Linked DNA regions of Homo sapiens: region 2 is linked to region 1. Evidence: chromatin contacts called from ENCODE Hi-C or POLR2A ChIA-PET data. All regions are on one chromosome and are shown on one strand. Each heading gives the region's core, a stretch centred on a gene start or an enhancer-like site at or near the end of the contact. The rest is flanking DNA. Distances are from core to core; before and after follow the strand shown. Region 1 has its middle 32 kb from the start of LINC01117. Region 2 has its middle 220 kb from the start of MIR4444-1.

The links. A loop is a pair of places that touch in the nucleus more often than their neighbours do. ChIA-PET counts read pairs that join two places held with the same protein, here RNA polymerase II (POLR2A). Pooled maps may share reads with other maps.
Region 2: a pooled map shows a loop between it and region 1 (4-fold over the local background). The contact joins two enhancer-like sites. A Hi-C loop is called at or near these places in 1 of 168 maps with a recorded cell type or tissue (A673) and 2 of 50 pooled maps. POLR2A ChIA-PET finds 5 or more read pairs at or near these places in 1 of 52 experiments (T-cell).

The regions. Positions count from the first base shown.
Region 1 is chr2:176,668,332-176,671,031 of GRCh38, reverse strand. No RefSeq gene overlaps it. Among named protein-coding and RNA genes, the nearest start is that of LINC01117, 32 kb to the right of the region's middle. Within about 2 kb of position 1,333, at least 2 of the 41 ENCODE cell types and tissues checked have a DNase peak (open chromatin) inside an H3K27ac peak, as active enhancers do.
Region 2 is chr2:176,995,984-176,998,708 of GRCh38, reverse strand. No RefSeq gene overlaps it. Among named protein-coding and RNA genes, the nearest start is that of MIR4444-1, 220 kb to the left of the region's middle. Within about 2 kb of position 1,453, at least 4 of the 41 ENCODE cell types and tissues checked have a DNase peak (open chromatin) inside an H3K27ac peak, as active enhancers do.

The DNA of each region.
Region 1 (2,700 bases), core at 84-2,583:
AGGAGATTTTTCTTCTTTCCTCCTTTCCTTTTTATTTATTGTTGCTGTTGTTAGTGGTTGAGATATTTTGAGAGAAAGTGGGGGAGGGCTGAACAATCATCTTGGTGAGCTGAGTAGATCAAAGGAATAGATTCCATGGGCTGGGCACATTCTAAATGTTCTTTGGGTTTTGATGTGCCAAAATCACACTAGAACCTGTAATTTAAATTTCATTGTCAGAACTTTATCTAGTTAACTTCTACCTTACCTTATCAGAAACAAGGTTTCTTTGAATAGTACAGAGAAAAAAAGAGGTAGAGAGAGAAATCTCCAATAAACCTTTATTTAGGATCTATAGATAAATACTCATTTCACAACTTCTGCTTGTGTTCTACACAAGCCCTCATGGCACAAAGAGAGACTTTTAAAAATTTTTAAATAAGATTCTTGAAAAGGAGTTTCAAGCTCCTTGAGAATAGTGAGTTTATTTTGTTTTATCTCTTCAGTACATAGCCTGGGTCTGGCAGTTTGTTAAATAAGCAAGTGAATGAATGAATTATGATAATACCAGCAGCATCTACCAAAACTACTGAACAAAGTTCCAGCCAGTACTAAGTGACATTCAACCAGAATTCTTTAAAAAGCATCAGCCACAAAGAAAGTTAGCCGGAGCTAGGAACAAAGCTATGCTATGGCCATACAGAGGGAATTTCGTAATGTTGCTCATCCTAGAGAAGTGATTTCCCAAAGGCAGGTCTGTGCAAACATTTTCACAGGTCCAGAGCAAAATGAGGAAATTTTCTTAAGAAAGATTTTATTTTTAGATTATAGTCTTCTCATATTATAGTATAAAAATTTCCCTTCTTGTATGAAACAAAGGAAAAAAGAGACTGGTTGTGTTCACTGTCTTTACAGGAGTGAGGTGGGAGGTAGTTAGCAATTCTGTTAGTCCTCAAACTATTTTTGGAAACTGCCAGGTTATGAAAAGCCAAGGTAAGATAATCAACGGACCACAGAACTTAGCCTCTCAGCCTGCTCTCCTGAAAGTAAATGGGACCTACAACTACAAGTCACAGTGACCTCCTATCACTCTCATGACTGCCTGCAACAAGGTAGTGAAAACATAGAACATGTCCTCCTGATGTCTCCAACTTTCTGGGTGTGATACTGATCACAGGTGAGGTTTTCACAGTCTGTTTCTAATTCATTCCTATGCTGACACAGGCTGCACTTTTAACCAAGTTTTTGCTGCTGAATGCTTCATTGAATTCTCCTTTCCTGGAGAGACTTTAGAATCACTTGATCCCCAGATTCAAACAGCATTCCAAGGCACTGGGGTTAGGGGAAGCAAAACCAAGGGCACGTTTCAAATGACAGGAAAGGCCCCTGCTGACCTCCCTGTACATGGTCCTGTTTGTCATGATGAGACGCTAATTTCAAACCAGGAAGTCTATTTAGTGAAGGAATGGAAACTCCCCACACGACACCAGGACTGTTTAAGATCACACACTCTACTCCGATCACACATTCACAGTGCACTAAAGTGGTTGAAGAAAATCACTCTGATTCTGGGCACTCCAGCTGTCTGAGAGTTCAAAAGCTTAGACCATCATGTGCTTGTTGCTATTATTCATGCTGAGAAAATCTTTTCATCTTTTTTTAAAAGTTGGTCAGAGAAACTGGGTGGTGCTTTTCCTTAAAATAACTTGAACAAAAATTAGAAATGAGATAACATGGTGACAAATGAAAACTCTACATTGTATTCATTCACTGAAAACTTTCCCAGCAATATAGGAAAAACCAGCCAAGCCTGGAAGGCAGCCTCCCTATCTGGGGAAATACTGTGAAGCTGGACAAATGATGAAACTGAGCTTTGAACAAATATACCCCTAATCCAACATAAGACATGGCTGAACAGCAAACTCAATGAGATCTTTGGTTTAGCAGAGAAATTATGTAATGTCAGAGAGCCCCAGACTTGCTTAGCTACATGTCTGAGAATGCTTAAAATGGTCCTTCCACAGCAACTAATACAGATGTACAATTCACTGACCTAGTTTTCCCAAATTGGATCAGTAGCAAATGATGATGATTTATGTCCCAAACCTTCCACCATGAGCAATCCAAAAAACATAGAATTCAAAGGGAAAAAAAATCACATGTTCAAGGGAATACAGAATACCCGGATATTGTAAATTAGGTTCCAGGGCCACTGGCTAGTAGCAGAATATATCTGCAGCATTATAAGCTGCTGCTAATCTATGAATATACAAAGAAAGAACACTGGTCTGGCACCTCAGACATTTATAAGGAACCATTCATTCATTCAAATGAACAAACCTAAGGAGAGAAGAGTCTACCTGTGAAGTTAGACCCTAATGTAGGGCATACACATTGGTATTAATATCAGATGGCATCCTAAAAAGAGGGTTCTTGTCGACTAACCAGCAATGTGTCTTAGGCAATTGATTTTGCTCTCTGGCCCTTACTCAGTTTTGTGATCTGTAAAACAGGGATTAGATTAGAGTATATCTAATGTCCCAAACATCTCTGATACTTTCTAATTCAAGTTGTTGATCAAATACCAAGAGAAGATTGTTAAGGACTAACATGATTTTCAAGATAAATTTAGATCAATCTCCTCAGTGCATACTGAACATCTTCCATCATAGACCACTGCCTTAGCATATGCGGGAAGTGGGCCAAAATGTTCAATTCCAG
Region 2 (2,725 bases), core at 204-2,703, 330 kb before region 1:
CTGTGTACTGCTGTATTGATCTGATATGCTCAGTTCTGGCCAGGGGCCATCAGTGTACACATGCAATGGAACAAACTGACCAAGGTAGAAAGACAGATTGGAGATGAGGGCAAGTGCCTGGAAACTGGGCTGCCATGGGCATCTGTGGCCAGGCTGGGATCACACTAGCAGATTTCAATGCCTTTTTACATGGCCTTATACTAGGCTGGTCCTATTAGCACATGACATGCTTAATGGTTTGTTGTTTTTCTTAATTTCCTGGAGAGAAGATCCTTTTGAAAACTCCAAATTTTTCTAAGTTTAGCTAAGAGGTTCCTCTTAGCTAATGTTCCCCCCCACCCCCCCCCCTTACTTCTCAGTTAGTTTTGATTAAGGGTCCTTAAGGAGAAGTTCAGAGGAACCAGAAAATGGGAGTGGCTGTCAGGCATGACATGTCAGGCTTGGTATAGTATTGAAACCAAGGAAAGAGTCTGTGCTAGGGCAGAAGAGTGGGGTGCAGTCTCCCAGAGCTGAAATAGCACCTTAACTCTGCTGCGTGATCCTTAGACATTTAATCTTTCTGGGACTCCGTTTCCTTAAAGTAAAATTGAGGTAATGTGCATATTTTAATTGGCTATTAATGAAATAACATTATGTGAAGGGTTAAGCAGAGTCCATGACATACAGCAGGTACTCAATAATAAGAGCAGCTACTACTACTATTACTGTCACTGTCACTACCACTAGTGTAATTGGGGTCAAGAGAGCAAGAAACCAGATTAGCTCTGCTCCTCTCCCTTTTCCACCCTCTTGCATCCTGTTATTATGAGTAGAAAGGGAAAGCCCTTGAGGCAAAAAATCACAGTTAGAACCCATGCCTCAAGTATTTTAGCTGAAGATGTAGGAACTGATTCCCAGGAACTACAAGGACTTTACTAATGGTATTTTCAGATTGTTCTACTCTGCAGTCTACATTGGGCACTAGAATTTTAGACTCCAGATACGTTCTCAGTTGTAATTCAACTGTTCAGTTGCTGTGGTGAAATACCTTAGTTTTCTGAACTTCCTTTTGTCTTGTGCTAAATGAAAATGAAATATGTCTAAATCAAATCAAATTGGTAGAAACGTTTGAATGGTACAGGCCAAAGCATCCATGCATGATTCTCATGTGTTACCTCTGTTCCCTTGTCCCCACTGTCAACACAGGTTGCATATTCCTTTTCATTTGTTCTTTTTGTAATAAATGTTTTGGTATACTAAAGACACAACAGGGAAGTTCATGCTTTTATTTATTCATTTATTTAAAGAACTTTTCTGGGCACCTAGTACATCAGGCATTGACCTATTTAGGGAAGTGCTTGGGTTCTCCCAGGCATTGTAATGGGTAGCAAATGAATCACGGGTTCATATATGATCTGGCAGCATATGAACTTAGTCAGTGGAAACAGTGAGTCAGGAAGCCAAAAGGCAAAGTCCATCTCTGCACAAGGAGAGAGACTGAGCTGGGAATGATGCATTGTGGTCTGGGAACCTCATTATTAGCAAGTTGGAGACATACTGGAGAGTGTTCAGAGAAAAGTAACAGGGATGATAAACGGGCGGAAAGACTGATTTATGAAGACTTACACAACAAAATATGTATTCTTGGATCAACAAAGACTTCAGAAGAAATGTGATCACTATCAACTACTCTCTGAAGGTTGTGAATACCCCAGAGAAATACACGATGTTTAGCTTGATATTTGAAATGGTGACAAGGAATTACAGGATGGCAAATTTAACCTGTGGATCAGAGAAATATGAGGCTCACAAATTTATCTTATGCCTTATTGACAGAAAGTGGCATCAAAGGGCAGCATCCTTAATCTATTTTACCTTCAATCTATATTTCTGCAATTGTCATTATATTTAATCATTTGTTTTCTGTTTGTGCTCAGGGATTTTATGTATGTTTCCTATTTACATATACCTTCCTTGAAGATGTCAAAAATAAAATATTTGATTTTTTTTACTTTCTACTTCAAAGGCTCAAAGATAAAAGCAGTTAAAAACAGTTTTTTTTAAAACTGAGGTTTGCGTACTTAACCTTCGTTGAAGGTCATTGCCATAATGAAGGATTTTATTTCTATGGAAAGCCAAATGGGTGGAGTGACTATAAAACTGTTCTTTAGAGCCTTATCTAATCACAATTTATACACACACACACACACACACACACACTCACACATGCTATAGTAGAAAACTTTCAAGGGTATAAAATCAATTTAGGGGCAGAATCCAATCCCTTGCAATTTTATGTATTCTGGATTCCTACAAAAGGGGCCATTTTAGCTATGGGGTGGAAGCGTACAACTTCAAGGAACTAACCTGATTGGGGCCGGGCCTAGGATTCAGGCTACAGAAGCCCTCAGAAGATCTGGGTCCTGTGGACTGGTAAGGCTGCCATCAAATCTCTTGAAATATCTGTGGACTCCACAGTCCACATGGGTATCCAAGTGGTTTCTGGGCAGTGACTCCATGTCTGGATTGGAGCTGGGTTGGGTTACAGGGTGAAGGCACAACCCAGGCTAAGACTAAGAGCTCGGTTCATTTCCCAGCCACAGTGATTTGCTGCGGGGGGTCAAGGCAGGGGCCAGGAGGGCGGATTGTGATTGAAACTGGGATTTGCAGAATATTTTCTGGGAAAGCTGGGACTCAGACCTTCTCTTCTGCTTGTCAGTGCAGCACACAGATAGGAAGGCTGGGA